Linked DNA regions of Homo sapiens: regions 2 and 3 are each linked to region 1. Evidence: chromatin loops called from intact Hi-C (ENCODE). Cell type or tissue: heart left ventricle. All regions are shown on one strand.

Region 1 (8,000 bases):
GAGGCAGGAGCAAAGTTCACAGAAGATTCCAATTCCACCCAGGTATGAATAGGAAATTATCTGTGGAATGGTCTGCTTCCCCTTAGTTACACATGTGGTTTTTATTTCTTGGGGAAAAAAGGCTCCAGGTGTTGTTCTCCAAAATGTCACCCCCCACTCCCGGCCTTGGCAGGCTCCCAACTGCCTAGGTCTATAGAAGTGCCAGTGCTGGAGCCGACAGCTTCCAGCACCTTCCACAGCTGCCACAGCTAACACAAGAGACCTTTTCTACACATTGGCTTTTCTCCCATCAGAAACACTCCAATATTTGTCCTCGCTGCTCCTCGGGGTGGTGTCTCCTTTCTTCACCTGTGGCATCTCCAGGTTGAACAATATTTTTAGGTTTCTCCCCTCTTGTTGTTTAAGAACCCTCACCCTAAAATCTCAGAAAATGTATCTCAGAGGCCTGAGGGGATGCACCCTGGGTCCCGGTGTCTCTGAGCTGATGGCACGGCATCCACTAGTTGGGTTTTTTTGTTATTTTCCTGGTGTTTTGTTTGTAGACATTTTTTTTTAAAAAAATGAAACAGATACCACATCTTTTTCCTTTGGAAAAGTATATTGGGAGGAAAGTGAAATGCTGGGAATATGTGGGTGCACCCTTACAATGAAAACATCTCATTGTAAAAAAATTACAATAGTATCTATTTGAAAGAAATATTGTATGAGTAAAAAAGCAAGATATCGGCTGGGTGCAGTGGCTCACACCTGTAATCCCAGCACTTTAGGAGGCTGAGGCAGGTGGATCATTCAAGGTTAAGAGTTTGAGACCAGCCTGGCCAACATGGTGAAAACTCATCTCTACTAAAAATACAAAAATTAGCCAGGTGTGGTGGTGTGCACCTATAATCCCAGCTACTCGGGAGGCTGAGCCCTGAGCCTGGGAGGTGGAGGTTGTGGTGAGCCGAGATCGTGCCACTGCATTCCAGCCTGGGTGACAGAGTGAGACCCTGTCTCAAAAAAAAAGCAAGATATCTGGGCAATTGAGACCATCCAATGATGGCAGAGCAATAACCTGCTCTTTTATAGTTACATAAAGTTACATAAAAATTCTTATGAGCACAGCCTCTGCAGCAAGGTGGCAGGGATTGGGATCCCAGCTCTGCTACATACCAGCCATGTGACCTTGAGCAAGTTACTTAATCTCTCTGTGCCTCAGTTTCCTTCTCTGTAATCTGTGGATACTAATAAACTCACCTCTTGGAGTTAACATGAGAATGAAATGAGTTAAGTTTCATACAGCTGTTGCGACAGTGCCTGGGTGTATAGTAGGCACCAAGCGTTTGTTAAAGAAAACTTCAGAAGAGGGTCACTCTCATAACATCATGTGAGCCGAAACCCAGGGCATGCTGGAAACACAGGAAGTACTCGCCATTCTTGTTGTTTTGTCCTCACTGACCTTGCCCCATCTCCCTTTTCTTCATGCTCTTCCTTCCACAATAATACCCTCTCATGAGGCCCTTTATGTATTCTACCTCCTTATTTTAAAAGGGAAAAATGAGAAAAAAAGAAATAAAATACAATTCTTGGAAAGCTGGCAGGAGGATTTGCATTTTAATGGCAGAGAAAATGTAAAGTCAAAGGAATGAATCCCTAATTGTAGAATTTGTGGTTGCTGGTGAGGGGACTACTTGGTGGGACAGAGGTGGCAGGACTGGGCAAGATAGGAGAGAAGGACAGAAGATCAACCTGAAATCCCTCCACACAGGCAGTTGCCTACTGGACAAGAAATGCCAGCCCCAGCTATGTACAAGAAAGTATGCTTCCCGTGAGGTCACACCCACTCTGAATGGAAACCCACGCGTGCCCTGGACTGGTTCTTCCAATTATGGAAAAGGCCCCCAAACGTCCCCTGATTGGCATACCACAAAAGCTGAATCTCTGCAATAATGATGATGATAATGGCATTGGTAATAGCCGCGATGCAGCTGTTACTCAGCCACGTGCATCTTCAGAGTCTCCTGGGGATTGACGGTGTGCTAAGAATAGTCCTGGTACCGGCATTCAAGAATAATCGGGTGACCAAAGTGAACCTCACAAGGTGGGATCCTGCTTGCCAAATGGGCTGCCAGGTGTGAGGGCACGGACTCTGCAATGCTCTACTCTCCTGGGTGGGCTGAGAATGAGTGAGGAGACTTGGCTGTGTGTTCAGGCTGGGGAAATCCTGAAACAAGGGCTGGAGTGAGACTTTTCAAAACTGCAGCACTTGGATTAACCTTGTTGTCAAATTCCACCTGTGTCATAGCTCCTGGGACCTACTCCCTTGTGGACTTTACCATTCAGAGCAGAGGGAGGAGTCAGCTGCATGACCGGTGACTGGCATGGAGAAGATGTAGTGCTGTCAAGACAGGATTAGCTAAAAGTGATAGAAAATGCCAAAGAAGACTGGCTGAAGTTTCTTTCTCTCATAATAAATCAGGTTCAGAGGTGGACGGTTGAGGGCTGAAAAGGTGGCATGACAAAGTCGAAAGGACCAGGCTATTATTGTTATCAATATCATTGTCATTACTATTGTATAATTTGCATGCGGTGAAATACACAGATCCTGATGAATTTTGACAAATGTTTGCACCATGTAATTAACTGCCCAACCAAAAGAGAACATTTCCATCAGCTCAGAAGTTTCCTTGTGCCCCTCTCCAAGTGATTTGACATTTATCACCAGGGAATGGATTTGCCTGCTCTAGAATTCCATATAAATGGAGTCATACAGTAGCTATTCCTTTGTTTCTGGCTTCTTTCACTCAATATAATGCTTTTGGGATTTACTGATGTTGCTGTATCAGTAGTTCTTTTTTATTGCTTATTAGTCTTCCATGGTATGAATACACCATAATTTGTTTATTCACCTGTTGAGGGACATTTAGATTTTATCCAGTTTGGGATTATTAGGAAAAAAATTTGTTACCAACATTTGTGTGCAAATCTGTGTGTGGAAATAGGTTTTCATTTCTCTTGGGTAATGAGTGGGAGTAGAATTGCTGAGTATAGTATAGGTACATGTTTAATTTTGTAGGAGATTACCAGTTTTCCAAAGTGATTCTACAATTGAAGGCTCTATCTTGCTCTTCTACCATTAGCCATTCATGACTTCTACCTCATGGTAAAATATGGCTGCTTGAATTCTAGCCATCATATCCACATTCCAACCCACAAGGAGGAAGATGGAGGAAATTATACGCTTCCCTTGCTTTAATAACATTTCCTGGAAATGTCACACAATACTTCTGCTTACATCCCATTAGTTAGAACTTAGTCCCATGATTGCACCTTGCTGAAAGGGAGGCTGGGACATGTATTTTTTGTTATGGAGACCCACATGCCTAGCTAAAAATTGGGGATCTTATTATTGAGAAAGAAAGTGATATTGGATGTTGGGGGGCAAGAAGCAGCTCTGCTACAGATGAGTGGTCAGAAATTAGTCAGGGATCATTCCTGTCTTGCTTAAGGGTGTTTCTCCAGAACCTATCGTGGACCTTGGCTCATGATATATGCTCTATAAATGTTTGTGACAGGTGGAAGGAGGGAGAGAAGAAGAAAGAGAGAAGTAGCCATGGCAGCCAGGCTCATGACTCAGGAAAGTTTCCTTGAGGTCACTATGCTCTTCTGACAAGAGTGTTGTTCTTAAAGGACTTTCACCATTCTTCAACTTCTGACATTGTTTCAAAACATCTCTTGGATGCAATTAAACGTCATTGTATGAATTGTCAAGACAGTCTTTCAGTGACTTGTTAGGTAAGGGACTTTTTGACATTGTTATCTGATAGAGATAGTTTGGGAATTTTGTTTTTCAGTGTGGAATAGAGTGTGTGTGGGTGGGTGTGTGTGTCTGCACAGGAAACCGTCTGAGGACTTTTTCCTGTCAAGAGTCTCACAATTTGTATGGTAATAAACGTGTTGTCATCAAGGGCTTGTGCCTTGGAAATTCGAAATGAAGGCCGAGATGCCTGAGGGGAGGGGAAGAAAAGAGAGCTGGGAGCAAGGTTGTTTCGAAGCCGACTCGTGGCCGTGACAGGCAGCGGGAACTTTTGTGAGAGGCCTCCGTGTTTCCAGCCGGGTGCCCCTTCAGCAAATGAGGGGGTCATCGGGTTATGTTATTTTATGGTACAAAAGCAGATACGGTCCGCTGCCTCCGCTCTACCCTGATAATTTTGTTTTCCTGGCGAGTTTGCCATCAAGGATCTGACATGCCATTAGGTTTTTATCTCTGTTGCCCAAGGAGGGGCAACGGTGAGCAAGGGTCTGCTTTTCATTAAAGTGAGCCTGGTTGCACGAGCACTTCTTTGAACAAAACAACCACGGTTCACGACAAGGTTAGGGGAAGGCGGGGCGGAGGGAAGGTTATTAGTTATTACCTCTGCTTCCTTAGCGGGAGTGGGGGCTTCTCTCTAGCGGGATTTGGATCCCTCCCTGGGGCGCTGAGAGCTAATTCCACACTCAAGCCATGATCCCCAGGCCCGCCTAAGAAGCGGCGCCTTCTAATCATGCCAAATCATCAGGCTGATTCTGCGACATCAACTGTTACCCATTAGGGAACAGGCTGACAACAAGAAATGCATTTCACTTCCAGTCTTGGCCCTCCCTGGACTTGTAGTCCAAGGAAGCTCCAGTGATCCTGCTGGGGACACGGGCCTCCTGCCAGCTCTTAAGAGCTTCTGCCAGGGTTTCTCTCCCCAAAGGAAAAAGTGTCTGGGAGGGCCTCTGAGGAAGGGGAAAGGGTGAAGGACACTAGCTGGGAGTCAGTCCAAATTGGCTCTGCCCCATGTGAAAGAGCCTGATACATTCAAGGTCATTGATCCGAATTTGTCCCCGCAAAGCAGAACAAAATGAGCAGAGACACACACTCAGTAGCAAGTCTAAGGGGAAAAAAAATATCCTGTAAATCTGTCCATGTTGTTTTCTTTTAAGATGCGGTAGCTAATGTTGGTGTCAGAAAGGGGCCCAGCTGTTTATGGTGCTTACCTAAACAGCCTGCCTGACTTTAAAGTCATTTCTGGCTGCTTCTGCCAACCCAAGTACTCCAGTCCACCTTTTTGTGTCATTCCCATCAGAAAAATCACACCGGTCTGATGCTCACTCTGGCGTGCTGGCCTCCCGTGAAATGCTGTGATCGAGGGTCTCCAGTGGGACTCAGAGACTCCATTCCTCTGCCCCTCCCCCACCATCCTCCTCCACACCATCTACCCACCCACTGCTGGGTGCGATTTATAAGCAGGGGAATCCCCTTAATCCCATAGATATGTGATTTACTTCACCCAAGAATTCGGAGAGCTGCGTCCTCTCTCAAAAAGTGAATTATAACACCAGCATAGAATATCGATTCCAGACATGTGGAATTTTAATCCCCAAGTCCCCACGAAATGCTTCTGTCCATGGTAAATTGGTCCACCATTTCAGCATGTCCAAACAGGTAGGACAGATGACCCCCTCTGGCCACCAACTCTCAGTCACTGGGGGCAAGGTCAGGGGGTTGCGGGGGAATCTGAGAGCCTTCATCTCACTCTCGTGACTGTGTCTGCTCTCAGGTGCTGTGTGCAATTCTATTTTGTATTTCTTGGAACCTGACATCAATTGGGCATTTTTAAATTCCCCTGCTGCCCGCAAAGCCAAAGCCAGGCAGCCATCTTCAAAATGTCACCAGCCATTAACCGTGAGCAAGGATGAATTATGCTCACCACCACCATCAGGTGCATTGAGAAGAACAACTCGCGGAGGCAGACTGCCATGTGCTGGGGGGAGTTCCAGCTCCAAGCCCTGCCCTGGGCTCTCCCAGGACCGCCAACCCGTGTTTCCAGAGATTGTGGTTTTATCTGCAAATAGGTTAGGTTTTAATGGGTAGTAAGCCCCCATAATATTCCAGGCCCTGTTCCCAGCACCACTTCCACAATAACTCTCCTCACTTCCTTGTCACAAGTGGGAATTGAAAGGCTCAGAGCTGTTGGGTACATTGGTCAAGGTCACACAGCTGGTGAGTGGAAGAAACATGCCTGTTACCAAGATCTATTTTCTATTACATCACACCCAAAGAAGCTTCTGCCAATCTTATGCATGGTTTTCACTGCATGTCTCAATAATATAACCAGTCCCAGGCACCTACATTTTAACGCCAATACAGCTGGAGCTCAGACAGGTTAAGTGACCTGTGCGAACACACACTCATGGAGGGAGAATGGGCTCTGTGACATGTAATGCGACAGATATTTATTGAGCATCCACAAGCTTTGGCTATACACAGCTAAATAAGGCACAGTCACTGCCATCGAAAGACTTGACGGTCACATGGGGGCAGACTGCAACATACATGATTCTGCATAATTCCAAGCATGGAATAGTATGTTATTTGTGTTTGTGAGTGTCATGGGATCCCAGGAATGGAGTGAGTCATTCACAGAGGAAGTGACATTTGAGGTGAACCATGAAGGCTGTGGAGGAATGAAGAGGCAGGCATCGAGTAGAATTCTCTGATGGCACACTGCCCCACCCCACAAGCCTTACCCCTGGGGTGGCCAGTTTACTGTGAGCATCAGCAAGTAAATGTCAAACAGCCTGTCCCATCCTCTAACTCAGCACTATACAACAAAACTTTCTATGATAATGGAAATGGTCTAGATCTGTGCTACTCGATATAGTGGCCTCCCAGCCGCAGGTCCCTACTGAACACTTGAAATGTGGCCAGTAGGACTGAGAAACTGATTGTTTCGTTCTATTTACTCTTAATTTATATTTCAATTTAAAAAGCCATATGTGGCCAGTGGCTCCTATAGAGGACAGCACCTGCAGCAGAGAGTGGGACTACAGGCATTAATCTTGCAAGAGGATGGCAGACCGACCTCTGTGCAGGCGATCACTGGACAGTTCTCCATCATCGACAGGCAAAGGGGCAGAAGCATGGGCACAGCCCTCCTAGGGCTAAGTCACAAGGTCCTGTCATAGGTCCAGATGCTCCAACAACCATTCAGTGCTCCCCAGCATCATGTGATCAGTGGGACTAGGTCTGAGTTGCCACCACGTCACCTCCTCCTGGCCCTATAGTCTCTGCTGAGGAGGCTGGAGAAAGGAGGCACTGTGAGAGACCCAGCCCCCATCTCACCTTCTGCTCAATGGTGACCTTCCCCTGGTGACCCTTTCATTGGATGAATGTGTCACAGCTGCCCTGCAGTGAGCAGGAGGGCTGGATGTGGTGCTGGGAAGGCCACCCTTGGTATGAAGCCCTCCTGTCTTCTCTGGGTGCCCCAAGCCCAGGGCTCCAGGATAGAGCTGTCTCCATGCTCACAACAGCAATGAGACTTATAGCAAATGAGACTTATAGCAACTGCATTAGTCCATTCTCTCATTGCTGTGAAGAACTACCTGAGGCCAGGCTCGGTGGCTCACCCCTGTAATCCCAGCACTTTGGGAGGCTGAGGCAGGTGGATCACGAGGTCAGGAGATCAAGACCATCTTGGCCAACATGCCGAAACCCCATCTCTACTAAAATACAAAAAATTAGCTGGGCGTGATGGAACGCACCTGTAGTCCCAGCTACTCGATAGGCTGAGCCAGGGGAATGGCTTGAACCCGGGAGATGGAAGTTGCAGTGAGCTGAGATGGCACCACTGCACTCCAGCCTGGCGACACAGCAAGACTCTGTCAAAAAAATAAATAAATAAAAATAAAATAAAATAAAAGAACTACCCGAGACTGGGTGATTTATGAAGAAAAGAGGGTTAATTGACTCACAGTTCTGCAGGCTGTACAGGAAGCATGGCTGGGGAGGCCTCAGGAAACTTACAATCATGGCAGAAGGCAAAGGGGAAAAAGGGAAAGCAGGCACATCTTCACATGGCGGTACAGGAGAGAGCAAAAGAAGGGAGAAATGCTACACACTTTTAAACAACCAGATCTCATGAGCACTCTGTCTCAAGACAGCACTAGGGGATGGTGCTAAACCATTAGAAACAACCCCCATGATTCAATCACCT
Region 2 (8,000 bases), 100 kb before region 1:
AGCAGTAGACACCTGGCTTTGGCCCTGCCCTACCCTGCCAAGGGTGATAAATGTGGGTCAGGCCCTACAGAGGTCAGGCTTCTTCTCTCTTGAGGCAGTTAGGGAAGAGGAACTTGCAGGAAATGAAGTAAGAAGGGCTCTATGGGGTTAAAGGGACTGGGGAGGCATGGCAGGCAAAACACAGAGGGGATTGGGGATGGGAGAGTTTATACAGTGCACGACCTACACAGCTATATAGAGGAGCCCAGGAGTGGGGATGTGAGAATCAACAGAATTAATTAGAGCAGAGAAAGGCAACAGGCAGGGCAGCAGAGAGAAGAACACAGGGGACGGCTGTTCCAGGTTTGATTTCATGTGCAGTCCAAAGAGAACTGAAAGGCTGTTGCCTTTGTTGTTCTTTCTTCTGCTGAATAGTCTATCATAAATGAAAAAGCACAATCCACGGGCTATCTGCTTGTCCCAAAAGAAGGAAAAGAGAAGATGAGTTAGTATCCCCAGGAGAGGGACTTATCAAACAAGCTTGCTGTCCCCTCCCCACTTCTCTCCATCCCCCACCCTGCATGGGGATGAAGGAAAGGTGAGAATGCTCCTTTCTTTTTCTGGAGCTACAAGAAGAGATTCTCTCTTCTACTGGATGGTAAAGGGCAAATACAGGAGGCTCTGCTACTCCTGGGCTACCTACAACCCCCACAGGAAGGCCTGTGAGCACTTCAGCATAGATAGGGTGGGTCGAGTTCCTCTGAACTACATTGTACTGTGCTGGTTGCAGAGCAAGGCCCAGAATGGGGTGAGGGCATGGGTAGGAAGCCTGGTAGAAGAAATGTTTACCTAAGAACCCGTTGTACCATGAGAGAGATCATGGCAGCCCAGGGTTGGAGGTTCTTAGGCAGTTGTTTCATTAAGCTCTTAGGCAGTGGCTCTGACATGAAAGAAAGGTGCCCATCCTGGCACCAAGTATCTGTCAATAGGCACTTTTTTTTTTCTTTTTGGTAAAGATGGAGGTCTCAATATGTTGCTCAGGCTGGTCTCGGACTCCTGGCCCCATGCCATCCTCCTGTCTCACCCAAAGTGCTGGGATTACAGGCATGAGCCACCGCACCTGGCCAATAAGCATTTGTTCAACGAACGAATGGATGCTGGATGAGAGCAGAGGGGTAGCTAGGAGCACAGCACAGTGAGTGTGCCACCCTGTAACAGTGAGTAACTGACCTAAGAAGGAAGAATGTGGGGCCCCTGATGGATACAAGGCTCTGACTCTGGAGAGATGGAGAACTGAGCCGAGAGGAGCAAGCTATGCACGAGATGAGTGGATGAAGGACAGTCACATCTGAACAGGAACTGAGGAGGGGGGCTAGGGCAGGCTCACATAGGACCATCCTGTTGCGGCCAAGGAGAGAACTTCAAGCCAGAGTTCCAGAAATTTCACTGAGGTAACCAGAGCCAGTGACTATTCTTGGTACTGTTACTGGGGCCTTTTCTTATTCACACTCCAGCATCATGGGGGGAAAAAATAGATTATTTGAGAAACTCAGTTTATTCAGTTTCCTCAGTCTGAGGTATGTCTTTTTTTAATGTTCAACTTACTTTGATTAGAACTCCCCATCTTGCAATGTCTCTTCTCTAGCACCTGCTGCTACCCTTCCTTCTCTCTCTGCATCCCATAATGAGTCCAAGTGCTGCCAGAGCACACTTGCTCAAGGAGTCAAAAAAATTGAGAAAATCTTTTCCAGCCATGGTCTCATTATCATCATTCACCAAATGGTCCTTGTGTTCCTAGGCAACATGTTCCAGAATCTTAACAGAAGCTTGGTTTGGAACAGCCAGACTGGAAGCCGCCCAATATACATCAAAAAGGGCATGGATAGATGGATCAGCATATATTCATACAATGAAGTACTACAAAGCAAGGAAAATGAACAGCAACATGGATGGATCTCACAAATGTAATATTGAGCAAAAGAAGCCAGATGCAAGAGTCCAGATCACATAAGTTCATTTACGTGTCTATTTCAAAAGCAGGCAAGAGGAAGGTGTGGTGTTAGAAATTAAGATGTGTACAGTGGAAGAAATGGGCATAATAAGAAGAGGGCATGAAGGAGGCTTCTAGGGTGCTTGTTTTGCTTTATGTCTTGACCCAGGTGGTGCTTGACACAGATGGGGCTTGTGTGGTCATTAAGTGAGCTTCTGCATATGTGTGTTTTAATTCATAATAAAAAAGTTTAAAGTCCATAACGCCATCACCCAGGAAACAGGGAAATGCTGGTGGTACACAGTCTAAGTCCAACTTTGTTCCATGCTGTGGAACTAGGCATGCAACTCCAAGATTTACACTTGTCTGTGGTAGTCCCAGACCACAGTAGAACTGGGCTCCTGGGTTTTCTTTTGTTTCTAAACATCTGTTTTCTAGATGCCCTCCTAGGCAACTTTCCAAGGACACACCAGCTCAGCAATGCACCCTCTCTTTTCCTCTTCATGCATGAACACCAGGCTTCTTGCTTGGCAACATCATGCTCCTCAGTCCCTCAGGGATGGTCTAAAACCCCCAGAAAGAAGGTGTCAAGATTACTATCCCATTTTTCTTACAAGATCTCTTGCTCCTATGTACATTTGCCCTAACCTTCCCTAGAAAATATCAAGTTCCTCCTCCCTGAGCTTCATGGAGGGACAGTCTTTGACAAGCCTTCTCCATAGCGAGGGTTCTACTTGCCTTGTACCCACAAAACAAAAACGTCCAGCATCAGTGATGGGCTCTTCATAAACAGAATCGTCTGCTCCTTGGGGATTTGAGGTCTCTTCTGCTAGATATGAGGCAGCCTTTAACTCTTAATGATTTGCTTAACTGCTTCCTTGGTTCCTGACCATGTAACTGCCCACTTTTGCTGTTCATAAGACTGACTATTTCTACAACAAAGATAATCTCTTTTGTCTCTGTATGTCCACTTGTAGCACAGTGGTAACCCTGGCAAGACCCATCCTTACCCAACAAAGCCCCGCCCAACCAACAGTGTTGATTGAAAGAATAAGTGAATAATGAGCCAATTAACAATCACCTCCATAGCCTGGCTGGTCAGGATTTCAAGGGATGTGACTGGAGTGGAAAGCTACCTTTTTGTTAAAAAACCTGGAGAGGAGGTGAAGGGGAAGGACAGAAGGAGAAGAAGGAAGAGAGGGAAAGGGAGGCTAAGGAGGGGAAAGGGAAAGGAAGGTCAAAGGTAGAGGGAGAGAAAGAGGAAGAGAGGAAGAAAGAGAAGGGAGGGGAGAGGTTGGGGAAAGTGCAGGGGGCAAAGGAAGGACAGAGGGAGGGGAAGGGAGAGGAAAAGGAAGAAAAGAGGAGGAGAAGGAGGAGGAGAAGAAAAGGAAAAGGAGAAAGAGAATGAAGCTCTTGGTAAGAGCCAGGAAAAGTCATTTAGTTAAGCAAGAGCATCCAGTTCATGGGCTTCCAGGATGGTTAGCCTTAAGCCAAAGACCCATGTTGAACCAGCAAGAATGCAAAACCTTTGTAGCAAGCCAATTTCTCTTAGCCAGGGAGGCATGCCTCCACGTAGAGGAGCATGGCCACATAAGTACAAGGAGATTTGTCATCCAATTGAAAAGTGTTGTAATCCAAGTAATTTATTTCCAAAGTTAGGAGGACTTCAAGTTCAGCCTAATATCATCAACTCACAAAACACACTCCCTTATCACACACACTCATACCTGCTTTCTCAGACCATATAAAAATAGGGCCTGCAGGCCTCAGCTTCCTTTCTCCATCTGTCCACTCCTCACCATACCACAATTCTCCTTTCACAACCCTAGGTTCTCAAGTATTTCCTAGATGATCAGTGGGAGGCCTGTGCCCCTTTCCTTGATGTGAATCTCTTTACTCACCTCCTACCAACAGCCTCCTTTCATCCAGGAATTGGTAAGAATATGACTGGTGAATCCATTTGTAGAAATGCAGTTGCTCATTGTATTAGTTAAAGTAAAGCCAGAACGAGCCTAACACAATGGAAGTGTTTTTTTGTTTGTTTGTTTTTTTTCAGGTAAAGTACACTTGGTGGAAGAAGCAGGGACTTTTCTTCACACAGTCACTGAGGTGTTCAAACCTATGGAGAGCTCTGCCTCTCTGACAGTAGAAATTCTAATTCCATTAGTTCAGGGTGGGATGTGTGCACAGAATTTTGTTTTAAGTATCCTGGTGTCTCTCTTGGGCAGCCAGGGCTGAGAATCTCATCCTGTCTTCCAACACCATTGTGGGCATCAATATCCAACCCCCAGATATGGGAAATGGAAGAAACACATCAAAGGACCATGTGGGAAATACAGATAGTTTTTGACTTACAGTGGTTCAACTTACTATGATTAGGCTTACAATTTTATGACTTTACAATGGTGTGAAAGTGATACGCACTCAGTAGAAATTATAATTCAAGTATCCATACAACAATTCTCTTTGTCACTTTCAGTACAGTGTTCAGTAAATTACATGAGATATTTAACATTTTATTATAAAACATGCTTTCTATTAGGTAATTTTGCCCAATCATAGGCAAACGTGTTCTGAGCATGTTTAAGGTAGGCTATGAGGTTGTGTAGGTTGGGTGCATTAAATGCATTTTCAACTTATAATATTTTCCAATTACAGTGAGTTTTTCACAGCATAACCCCATCATAAGTCAAGGAGCATCTGTATTTATGGATCGGACCAGGAAGTAATATACATCACTTCTGTCTACATGTAATGGGCCAGAAGTCAGTCACATGGCCACAATTTACCCCAAGGACCACTGGGAAACATAGTCCAGTTGTGTACCCAGGAACAAAGCAAAATGTTTTTGAGGGACATCTAGCTAGTCTCCACATATCCAAGATTATTGCTGTCTCTGAAATATGATCTTAAATTTAGAGAATACATCTCGGTTTTGTTTGTTTTGTATGACAAAAATGATATGGAGACTGAGGGAGTTATGAGTTCTAGAAGTCCCTGGGGGAGTTAATGGCATGGCCCTCTATTGACGTAGTCTGACTTGGAGATTGTGAATGATGCAATGTTCATCAACCTTTGGGCTGATCCAGGGATGTAGCCACAGAACTAATGGCTGTTGGAGGGGGTTATGGTGAGGACTGGGGAGACAAGAGTCTTCTAGAAAATAATGTGAGAGTCAAGGCTGTGAATGGCAGAACAGAACCTGGGGGAGCAGGGAGAAACAACTGGAAGAGAGAAGAGGAGAAGGGCCGTAGCCTCAAAAATGGGTGAAACCATATACACTGTGGAATACTATGCAGCCATAAAAAGGATGAGTTCATGTCCTTTGCAGGGACATGGATGAAGCTGAAAACCATCATTCTTGGCAAACTATCACAAGGACAGAAAACCAAACACTGCATGTTGTCACTCATAGGTGGGAATTGAACAGTGAGTACACTTGGACACAGGGCAGGGAACACCACACACCGGGGCCTATCGGGGGGTGGGGGGCTGGGGGAGGGATAGCATTAGGAGAAATACCTAATGTAAATGAGGAGTTGAGGGGTGCAGCACACCAACATGGCACATGTATACCTATGTATCAAACCTGCACATTGTGCACATGTACCCTAGAACTTAAAGTTAAAAAAAAATGGATGAAACACAGCCCTTGTCTTTAGGAATTCATAAACTCTAGGGAAATAACAGGTGTTTGCCCAGGTCCTCATAGTGGAATGCTAACTGAATGGATGAATGGGTCTAATGCACAGCCTGGTCTTTCAGGCTAACAGTTTTTCAAAGTTATTGTGCCACTGAGACTTTTGAGAGTGAATGAGGTTGCTAACTAGATAAGGTACTGAAGTAACAGAAATAAACTGGCACTGTCCCAGGAAAACTGGACAAAATAGTTACCCCATTCATGGAAGTCCTATCAATCCATACACCATGGGCATTCCCTCCAGGGCCCACCCTCTGAAAAAGGTGGACATGATTTGAGGCTTGTGGGACTTTCTTGCAAACATATGTGCTCCATAAAGCTGAGAAGCTGCAGATGTCCTTGCAATAAAAATCCATAAACTAACACCTTTTCCTCAGCAACTGAGAGGTTCTGGACACCTACTCACTGCTTAAGCTCTTCTTTTATCATTTATGAGCATTTCCCAAACATCTCCTTCTCAAGCCTTCACAGAAGTCGGTTGAATCTGAAACTCTTAGCAGGTCCCTGAACCACACAGCTAAAAAATTACATGCCATGCACATCTGCAGTGAGGAACGTGAGGCTTTCTAGGGGAGATTTATTGCCTCCCTTCCCTCCACCTCTTGGAAGGTTTCTGGATGCTGTTCCTTGTGTATAGCATGTGCCTCCGGCTTATCACTACAGTAAGTATAAAAGCAATTAATTTTTCCCCCTTTTGGAAAGTGGAAGTTTTAACCGCACTTGAATACCATTTGCATTTCTGATTTCTATCAAGTTCACACTTCCAGCAAAGAGAGTCCTGCTGATATAATTTTTTTATTGCATATTCTCTAGTAGGAAGCTGCTTCTTTTGCCTCTAAAGCAGAAAACATGTACACATTGGGAGGTGCTCAGCTCTTGACCTCTTCTTCAGGTTAAATCACCTTATTGGTATTAGGGAGGCGAGGACAGGTGGGGAAACTTGGAGCAGGGCCCTTCTGCATTTTTATATAGATGCTCACATATGCTGAGCTTGTGAAAATTAGTTGCCCGATTTGAGTGAGGTGGGCAGGTTTCAAAAGCCATCTCTTTGTACCTGGTTGTAATTTGCTCATACATTCAGAGAAATTTTATTAAGACATACCAGATTTATTTCTTGGTTTTTTTCACTGGTTTATATCCTTTTACACTGTTCTGCTTCTACATCATTATTTAGACCTACAGAATATTTAGGTTATGAGGGGCCCAAGGAACCATGTGATCTGCTGATCTTCTCATGTTATAAGTGAGGAGACTATGGTAGGTCGAATAAATGGTCCTGATGCTTCTTCACCCCAACCTGCAGTCGCATCATGGTCATGGCATATCATGGGTGGAGCATACTTTCTACCTCTTGATTTGGGGCCAACTGACTTGCTTTGGCCAGTGGAGTGGGACTTATGCTAGTTCTAAGCCTAGGCCTTAACAGGTCTCACATATTTCCACTTCCTCCTGATACCTCTGCTGTTGCAGAGAACATGCCTGTTGTCTTAGTCCATTTGTACTGCTATAACAGAATACCTCAGAAATTTATTTATTTCATAGTTCTGGAGGCTGGAAGTCCAAGATCAAGGCACTGACACCTGGGTGAGGGCCTTCTTGCTGCTTCTTCATGTGGCAGAAGGTGGGAGGGCAAGACAGATGAACTCTGTGCCCTCACATGGCAGAAGAGCAGAAGAGAGTGAACCCACTCCTACAAGCATTATCAGCATTAATTCATTCATGAGAGCAGAGCCTTCATAATCTAAACACCTTCCAAGAGGCCCCACCTCCCAACACTGTTGCATTGGAGATTAAATTTCAAACATATGAATTTTGGAGGAGACAAAACCATTCAAACCATAACAGCTGTCTAGCCCACTAGCATGTGGAGCAGAGTTAGCCCATCCAAGCCCCAGTCCTGTGATATGAAGCAGAACCACTACAGTCTGAAGCATTGCTGCTAAGCTGAGCCCAGACTAGATTGGCCAAACCCCAGCCGACCCGCAGATCTGTGATACTAATTGTTATTGTTGTATGCTACTAAGACTGTGGGTATTTTTACATGCAATAGCTAACCAATACAGACACTGAAGTTCAGAGGGGAAAGGTGGCCCTGTCATCGTCACACAGCTGGCTTGTGTCAAAGGCAAGATTAGAACCCATGCCCTCTGCTCTTAGCCCTGTAGGAGTTACCCCAGGATTTTCACACACATGTGAAAGATGCTGTTTGGTCGTAGGTCTTGCAGCTTTTGGAAAATGTAGTTTGTAACAAATCGTTGAGAGAAAACAGATGAAACTTTACATGGCTCCAGGGATTAATAATGTAACAGGGATTGTTCCACTTCTGGTTTG
Region 3 (8,000 bases), 82 kb before region 1:
CATACCTCCAAAGCACTTTTATTATCACCTTTATTTTTTCACAGTCTCTGATCCCATTTTTTAATTCTTTCTTTACATTTCTGAAAATTTGAGGACTTTCCTTGCTACCTGCCTTCCTGCTGAAGAAGCTAGACTTTTTGGACCAAATCTGTGGTACGCTTGGCTTTTTATTATTCTTAATAAAAAGAGGAGTTTATTGGTTTACATATATCAGAAATATAAAGCTTTGCTTGTAGCTAAGAGTTCAGATTCCAACTCTGTCTCCTTTTCTCCATCTCATTTTGCTTTCCTTGGCATTAGCTTCATTCTCAGGCATTCTTTTTCCATGTGGAAAGATAGTGTGCTGGCCTTCTGTCGCCTGCAGTGTTCTTTGAGTCTAGCTCTATTTCTGATCCAACTCTCTTTTCTTAAGATACTCCCTCACCCCAAAACAAACATATGTATATTCAGCCAATCTCGTCTTCTTGCTTCATCTTCTGATTGGGACTCAGACCAGCATCCAGCAGAACTAATAGAATTTCTTCTACCAAACTGCCTTGGGATAAAGAATGCAGTTAACTCACTGGGACTCCAGATTGGTTGGCTGCAGAAAGCTCTATGATTTAAAAAAGAATCATGATGTATTGAATTCTCGACTTTCTGAAAAAAAAAATACTCCTAGGCTGTCAGGGGGCAGAAATACACTGGGGACACTGGGTTCCATTTTCAAAACTCAGCTGTGTTTTGCATCGAGACAATTCAGTCCAAAAGGCTCTCTGAAGCTACTCTGAAAGTGAGAAGCCTCAATAGCCATTGAAATGGGCTAAACGCGTCTGATTTAATTAAATCATAGAGCAGTCCCACTCCAGAGCAATATAATTATATTTGTCCATTTATATAACTGTCGACTGCTTTCCTTCTGTCCAGAAAAATGGGATTGGGCCTCTTGTAATATCAGCTTCTCTAGACTATGCATACATACAGACATCCTAGAAAAGAAGGACCATGTCTTCACATAGCACTGTGCCTGTAGCAGAGCTCAGTAAAGAGTCCTCCAGCATTTGACTATCTGATTCTTAGCCATTGATCTTGTCCTATGAAAACAAGAATTCAAAGGGCCTCAGAAATGGATTTCCATACACTAGTATATGACAGTTCCTAAATTAAAGTTTTTTGCTTTACTTCCATAGAACAGCGTATCCAGATTTTTATTCAGGGTCATAAGTGAAGCATAGCATTGGCAAACAGGTCCCTCACCCAGAAAGTCAGGGTGGGCTTGAACAACAGGCAGGAAGCTGGGATGCCATCCCAGTTTCTGTTCTAAGTGTTTCTGCCCTGGCCCCCTGAAACTAGAACACCACCAGCTGAAACCTTCGTTTTGGCTCTTTGTATCGGCAAAGAACTCTAACACATTTTTCTATTCAGAATCAGAGCCATCTAGTTCTGTGTTTCCCAACACAAACTCTACTAAGAAAAGGTAAGCTCTTCAAATTCTCCACCATGGATCAATTAAAAATGATATAGATGTAATATATATTTATTACATTATTTAATAAACAAGAGAAACCAGTTGAAACTCTTTTTATTCATTTATTTTATCACTAAAATAAAATATTAGTTCACATTAAAGATATTTTATTTAAAGATGAATTTTATTCATCTTTTAAGATTCAGATTTGAAGAAGTAAGGGTTTTCAGTCACAGAAAAAAAATACAGTCTGGAAAATTTGTCCTGGACTAATGCCCTATTGAATGTCGGGCTTTGATTCAATTTCAAACCTTTGTGTTTCTTCTACAGAAAGAGAGAACTGATGCCTGAGATCACAGACCTGAGACCAAAACTTTGCTATCTAGACACCAGTCCCATGAGCTTTCTGCCGTCCTAGGCTCCCTCATAATGAACGCCAATGAACAATCAATCGATTTACAAATAAATTTGGTGTTTGTGAGGTTCAGTGCTCTACCTAAACAGAAAACAACTTGTATTTCCCACCTGGAAGAATTAACAGTATATGTTTTCATCTTATTGATTACTCTGGTCTCCAATTTCCAATGTCAGTATGAAATAGCAGTTAGGATATATTTCAGTACAACAGAAAAATCTACCTACCAGTGGCTTATGCCACAAGTATGCATATTGCTTACTTAACCAGTAGCCTGGAGGTGGCCAGTTGCAGGATTGGTTCAGCAGCTTAACCAGGCCAACAAATATCCTCCAATTGCACAATCCTCAGACTGATGCCTTTATTCTCAGATTGGCTGCCTCATGGTCTCAAGATGGCTTCAGCAGCCCCAGGCATCATCCTCACATGTCAGCATCCAAAGCAGGAAGAAAAGAAGGGGTAAAAGGCCTTGTTCTCTTGTGGCCTTGTTTTATCGAGGAGCTAGTATTTCTCAGTGTCTCTCCAGCACAGATCTTCTTACATCTCACGGTCCAGAACTGGGTCACAAGGTACTAGTCAATTGCAAAAGAGAATTGTCTGGTTGCCTTGGTCTAATCATGATTTATCCTTTGAGCCTGGGCACATTGCCAATGAACAAACCAAAGTTCCATTAGCAAGGTAAAATGGGGAACACCCTTTGTCTAAACAACCATCAGTGTCTGGCACACAAAGTCACTCAGACACTGATACGTGAAAATGAGAAGTGTTCCCCCTGGAAAAAATGGCCACAAACTGCCTCTTTTCAACATTGTGACACCATCAATAATTTGTGTCTAAAAATATAGAGACACCCTGTCACATAGCACATCCTAAGCCCATAGCAGTTTGTCCAATGAGCTTTTGTAACCCCCTCCTAAAGATACATCAACCCACAGGCAGTGCTACTCAAGGCCATGGGGCAGTCCTCTCTCCGTGCTTCTAGGACCTACCACTTCACCTCTACTCTGTTCTCCTCCAGCGCCTTTCAGCCTTCAGAAAAGAGGTCTAGGGACTTGCTAACACCTTTGTATGTTTCTTTACTGCACACACCTCCAGGAATTCCCTTAACTGCAAACTCGGTGCCCTGAGAGGCCCCAGGTATCAAGGGATCTAATGTTAGTGGCAGCCCAGCGAAAATGCTACTGCTGCTCCAGGTGTGAAGTGCTTCTACAGATGAAAGAAATTCTTTTTAAAAAGCCAAGAGGAAGTATTTCTTTCATGTCGAAATTTTAGATATTGTAACATGGAGATGGCAGTGGGGAGATGAGCTGTTTAGGGCCTCTCCTGCAGCCCCCAGATTACCCCATCAGAGGACCCTGCCCAAGTGGACAATCGTTAGCTCCAGGGAGCCTGTGGGCCAGCCTCTCTCTCCCAGATCACTGTTGTGTCCAGGCTTTGCATTCAGGAAGCACACATCTTAGGTGATTCTGAGTGTTATCACCAAGTTTCCTACTCTTTGGAGTTGATGTCTCTGAGTTTGTACTGCACATGAGCATGTTTATGTTATTCTGTGACCCCCTCTGCTGTGGAGCTGGTTTCTTTGACGATGTTTCTGTTTTCTCTTCCAGACTGGGAGCTCCTGGAGCCTGGGGCTGACATCATATTTATATGTGTATTTCTTGTGCCTGGCCTAATGCCTGCATCTCAGAGGAACACCCAGTAACTATTACATTAACAAATGACCTCAGAGACCAAGAAGGAGGATAAAGCTCTTTCCAGGTCTAAAGGCAGGGTTGAAAAAGAGAGGGAGACAATTACAGCCACTGCTTTCTGGCAGAAGACCCACCACGAAGTCCTGCAGTCCTGAGTTACACCACACCCTCATGCACACACTACAAGTCCCACGGCTGCCTTCATATTTACAATATCCCTGTGGCCAGGGCCGTTTCCTGTGTTCGATTTAGATCTATCAATAGAACACACTCTGAGAGTTTCACTTTGTGCTTTGTTTTTCCTCTGTACTAACAACATGAGTGTCCTTATCACAGTCACACTTGCAGGCCCCCAACTCTTGCTCTCTCCTTCAGATTTACTCAGGGCCACAGGAACCCACTGTCACTGAGTGTCTTTGCCAGAAAGCAGAGACTATAATTGTCTCCTCTGTTTCCAAATCCTGGCTTTATATCAAGGAAATTTGATCCTCTCTTTTGGTCCATGCACTTCTGTGTCTTTTTTCCTTATTCTGTTGGTCTCTCTCTCTCTCTCTTTCTCTCCCTTTCTCCCTCTCTCTCTCCCTCTTTATCCCTCTCCCCCCTTATCCCTCTCCCCCTTTCTCTCTTCTCTCTCTCTCTCTCTCTCTTTCTCTTCAAGGACAGAAAAATATCACCAACTTTAATCCGGACTAATCTGCCCATGTGTCCGCCAGGTCTCTAGAAGATGCCGTGGGAAGAGAGAGCAGTGTTTGTGTTTGTCTTTGTGTTGGAAGAGGCACCATCTGTGTGTGGGGGAGCAAACATGAACCAGGGAACCTGCCAAACTCTACACAGGGAGGGGAAGGTGTGGAGTATGCCATCCAGAACCCAATAGCTCCTGCTTCGAGGCTGCCCAATGGGCCCAGAGCTCCTGGAAGGGTGGCTGCTTGGGCTGGCTGTGTGCATTCATGCTGAAGCATTGCCTTTTTCTCCTTGAGTGCCTGCCATTCAGAACCACTGGGATGCAGAGGACACACACACACACCGGTGTTTCCAGCTGTGCCAGAGCCTGGAGCGTGTGAGCTCACAGAAGCCAGCCTTTGCCAACTCAGACCAGGTAGAAACTAAGGACTGGGCAAGGGCTGAGGGTAGAGTTAAAGAAAGCAACCAAATCTGACAGATGAGTGTGCAAGTTTCCCCCTGCCTCAGTTTCCCCAGCTTTCAAAAAGGAATCATACTCTTTACTTGCTTTGTATATGATTTATAAGAATATCATAAACTGTTACCTGCTGAGTGCCTGACACTGTTTCAAAAGCTTTACTTTTATTAATTTATTCAATAGTCACAGCCACTCCACTAGATAGGTACCATTATTTTATCTCCATTTTTCACATAAGAAATGTAGGCACAGAGAGGTTGAATAACTTGCCCAAGGGCACACAATTGGTAAGTGGCAGAGGTGGGATTTGAACCCAGGTAGCCTAGCTCCAGGATCAGTGCTCAGAACAGTCACACTATACTGCTTTGTGATGTGTAAATACAAGTGCTTGAAATAGTCTGAAGTTCCATACAAATGTATTTTCACAAATGAGGTCAGGCAGATACTCTGCTCTGGAGAGATTATTGACTCAGTGTCATAGACTCCTGGACAATTCTTTTGGCTTTTATTATTATTTTTAATTGACACACAATAATTGTACATATTAATCAGGTACAGTGTGATGTTCTGATACATGAGCACAATGTGCGGTGATCAAATCAGGATAAGTACTATATCCATCACCTGAATCATTTACCATTTCTTTGTGTTGGGAACATTCAAAATCCACTCTTCTAGCTATTTGAAAATATATAATTTTTGTTAATTATAGTCACCCTATACTGCTATAGAACACTAGAATTTATTCTTCCTACCTGTTTGTACTCTTGTATCTGTTAACCAACCTCTCCCTATCCTTCCTCCCAACTCCACTCTCTCTAGCCTCTTAGTAATCACTCTTCTACTCTCTACTTCTATCACATCAACTATTTTTAGCTCCCACATGTAAGTGAGAACATGCAGCATCTATCTTTGTGTGGCTCGCTTATTTCACTTAACATAAGGTCCTCCAAGCTCATCCATGTTGCTGCAAATGATGGAATTTTGTTCTTTTTAAAGGCTGAATAATATTCCATTGTGTATATGCACCGCATTTTCTTTGTCCATTCATCTGTTGATAGACACTTAGGTGGATTCCACATCTTGGCCAATGTGAATAGTACTTCTATCAACATGAGAGTGCAGACATGTCTCAAACATAAGAAAATCAGTATGTCAAAGAGACATCTGCACTCCCATGTTGATTGCGGCACTATTCACAGTAGCCAAGATATGGAATCTTGGACTATTCTGATGGGCAGAGGAAGCAGCCACCAACCAATGCCAGACAGGAAGTTGGTGCATACATAGTCCAGCTTGTGCATCCCTTGGGTGGACAACTTTAACATGTGCTCTGTAGCATCTCCCAGAAGACCTAGTGGGACTGAGCCCCAGTGGCCCACAGCAATAACGTGCTCATCAGCATGCCTTTTATTGGCTGCCTTCCCTTCCCTGTCTCACTTCCCACTCTCCAGCAGTGCTCCCTTGGTCAGCTTCTACATAAACAACTCACACTTCAGTCCTTGCCTCAGAGGCTGCTGCTTGCAGGGCCTAGCCTTAAGATAACATATACTTTCTAAGATGTTTCTCATTATTTCATCTTTACAGCAACTCCATAAAGTAGATGGGGCAGGTAATATAGCTCCCTCTTACAGAAGAGGAAACTGAGCCCCCAAAACATTCAGAGGGAGACCCAATATCATGTGGTTTGTAAGTGGCAGAGCTGGATGGGAACCTGGTTCTCCTGAATCTCAGCATCTGAGGTACCTATGTCACAAGACCTTGAGATTCCTTAGGACACTGATGTGCCACTGGATATAAGACAGCATGGCTAAGTATTTTCAACTGTCAACAAAAGGGTATTTATGATTCCTGGGAGAGGCAATCAATGACTACTGAGCACTAACAGACGTACTACCTACCATATGGTAATAATATGATGCTGTGTCCAAATTCTGTTGATCCATGAAATATTTTGAGTTCCATATTTACATATATGTGTGTATGTATGTGTGTATGTATAAAATATATATATTATATTATATATATATATATATAAAAACACATATGTATCTATAAGTTATATAGTGGCTCCAGGTGTGTGCATGTTTGTGTGTATGTGTGTGTATACTACTGCCCTAATATAATGCATACATAATGAGATAAATTGAATTATTGGTTCCAGTTCTTCACTCCTCTGGAGTAGTATTGTACATTCACATTCCTGCCATGACATCATGGTAGCCATAGTATATCTCCTCACTCCTTGACATTGAGCTTGGGCTTGTGACTTGTTTTGGACAATGGGATGTTAGCACATGTGATGCAGTCAGAGATGTGAAATATCATTGCAAGTTTTGGCTAACCCTTTAACAAATCTGCCATTGCCATGAGAAGAACCTGACAGGTAGCAGGCAGGTCCAAGGAGGAAGAGACGCACGTGGAGCAGACCAATGCTCAACCTGCAGCTTGGCAGCCCAGAAGAGCCTGAGTCAGCCAACCCACAAACATGAAAATGAGGATAAATGTTTGTTATTTTAAGTCACAAAGTTTGAGGGTGATTTTGTCATTCACCATAATTGTGACGCCAGCTGACTGATCCAATAGTCAAACATACAGAAGAGAGATTTAGGAGAAATTATATATGTGAATATATTTATATATATTTTTTTCTAATACTTCTGGCCTCCAATGGCTCATCTTGGACGCCTCCTGTGATATGTGAGCTCTGTTTATGAGATCACTTCACTAAATTTGTAGGGATTATGTGAGTTTGTTGATAATTGAATTGAATATGAATTGGGCATCTACTATGGGTGTTAGGGTGACAATACGTGGTGACTACCCTAGGATAGTCTGAGTTGTCTTTATATAATTATTATGAATATCCCCTTTCACTCTCAGAAGTGTCCCAGTTTGAACTAAAAATTCTTTGGTCAACTTCACCATGCGGCAAATACTATGCTGGGTACAGGGAATGCAGAGCCCTTTGAGAGCAACAGGCACATCTATTGAGAACATGGAGTGGGGGCAAGAAGACATTGCTGGGAGAAGCAATGTCTGAGATGAATCTTGTAAATCAGAGATGGATGAAGAAGAGGGAGAAGGTGTCAGGACACAAGACTCACATACAGCAAGGCATGGATATGTCAGACTGTGCATGGAAATGAGTCCATGAGTGTAGGATGTATGAGAGGCGGTGTTAGATTCATAGATGGTAGCCTCATTTGCCATATCAATGATTTTGGCCTTTTCCTTGAAAGCTATGGAAAATCTCAAGGGATTTTATTAGGGGAGGGCCGTGATCAGATTTGTGTTTTAGTAAGATGA

Evidence for each region. A loop is a pair of places that touch in the nucleus more often than their neighbours do. Peaks named below come from ENCODE experiments on the same cell type or tissue, not always from the same donor. Only the 100,000 strongest peaks of a DNase experiment are listed, where the experiment ranks them.
Region 2: a loop joins it to region 1, with 2.0 times the contacts of the local background. A loop is called at or near these places in 4 of 110 quality-filtered maps.
Region 3: a loop joins it to region 1, with 3 times the contacts of the local background. A loop is called at or near these places in 4 of 110 quality-filtered maps.

The regions. Positions count from the first base shown.
Region 1 is chrX:39,414,753-39,422,752 of GRCh38, forward strand. The region is part of intron 1 of LINC01283 (long intergenic non-protein coding RNA 1283); the gene reads right to left. Among named protein-coding and RNA genes, the nearest start is that of LINC01283, 16 kb to the right of the region's middle. In heart left ventricle, no CTCF peak of the experiment used is centred here; a DNase peak (open chromatin) is centred at 4,689; H3K27ac peaks cover 1,333 bases.
Region 2 is chrX:39,311,107-39,319,106 of GRCh38, forward strand. The region is part of intron 2 of LINC01281 (long intergenic non-protein coding RNA 1281); the gene reads right to left. Among named protein-coding and RNA genes, the nearest start is that of LINC01281, 12 kb to the right of the region's middle. In heart left ventricle, no CTCF peak of the experiment used is centred here; no DNase peak of the experiment used is centred here; H3K27ac peaks cover 417 bases.
Region 3 is chrX:39,333,250-39,341,249 of GRCh38, forward strand. No RefSeq gene overlaps it. Among named protein-coding and RNA genes, the nearest start is that of LINC01281, 9.9 kb to the left of the region's middle. RefSeq lists an enhancer at 3,772-3,851. In heart left ventricle, no CTCF peak of the experiment used is centred here; no DNase peak of the experiment used is centred here; H3K27ac peaks cover 1,394 bases.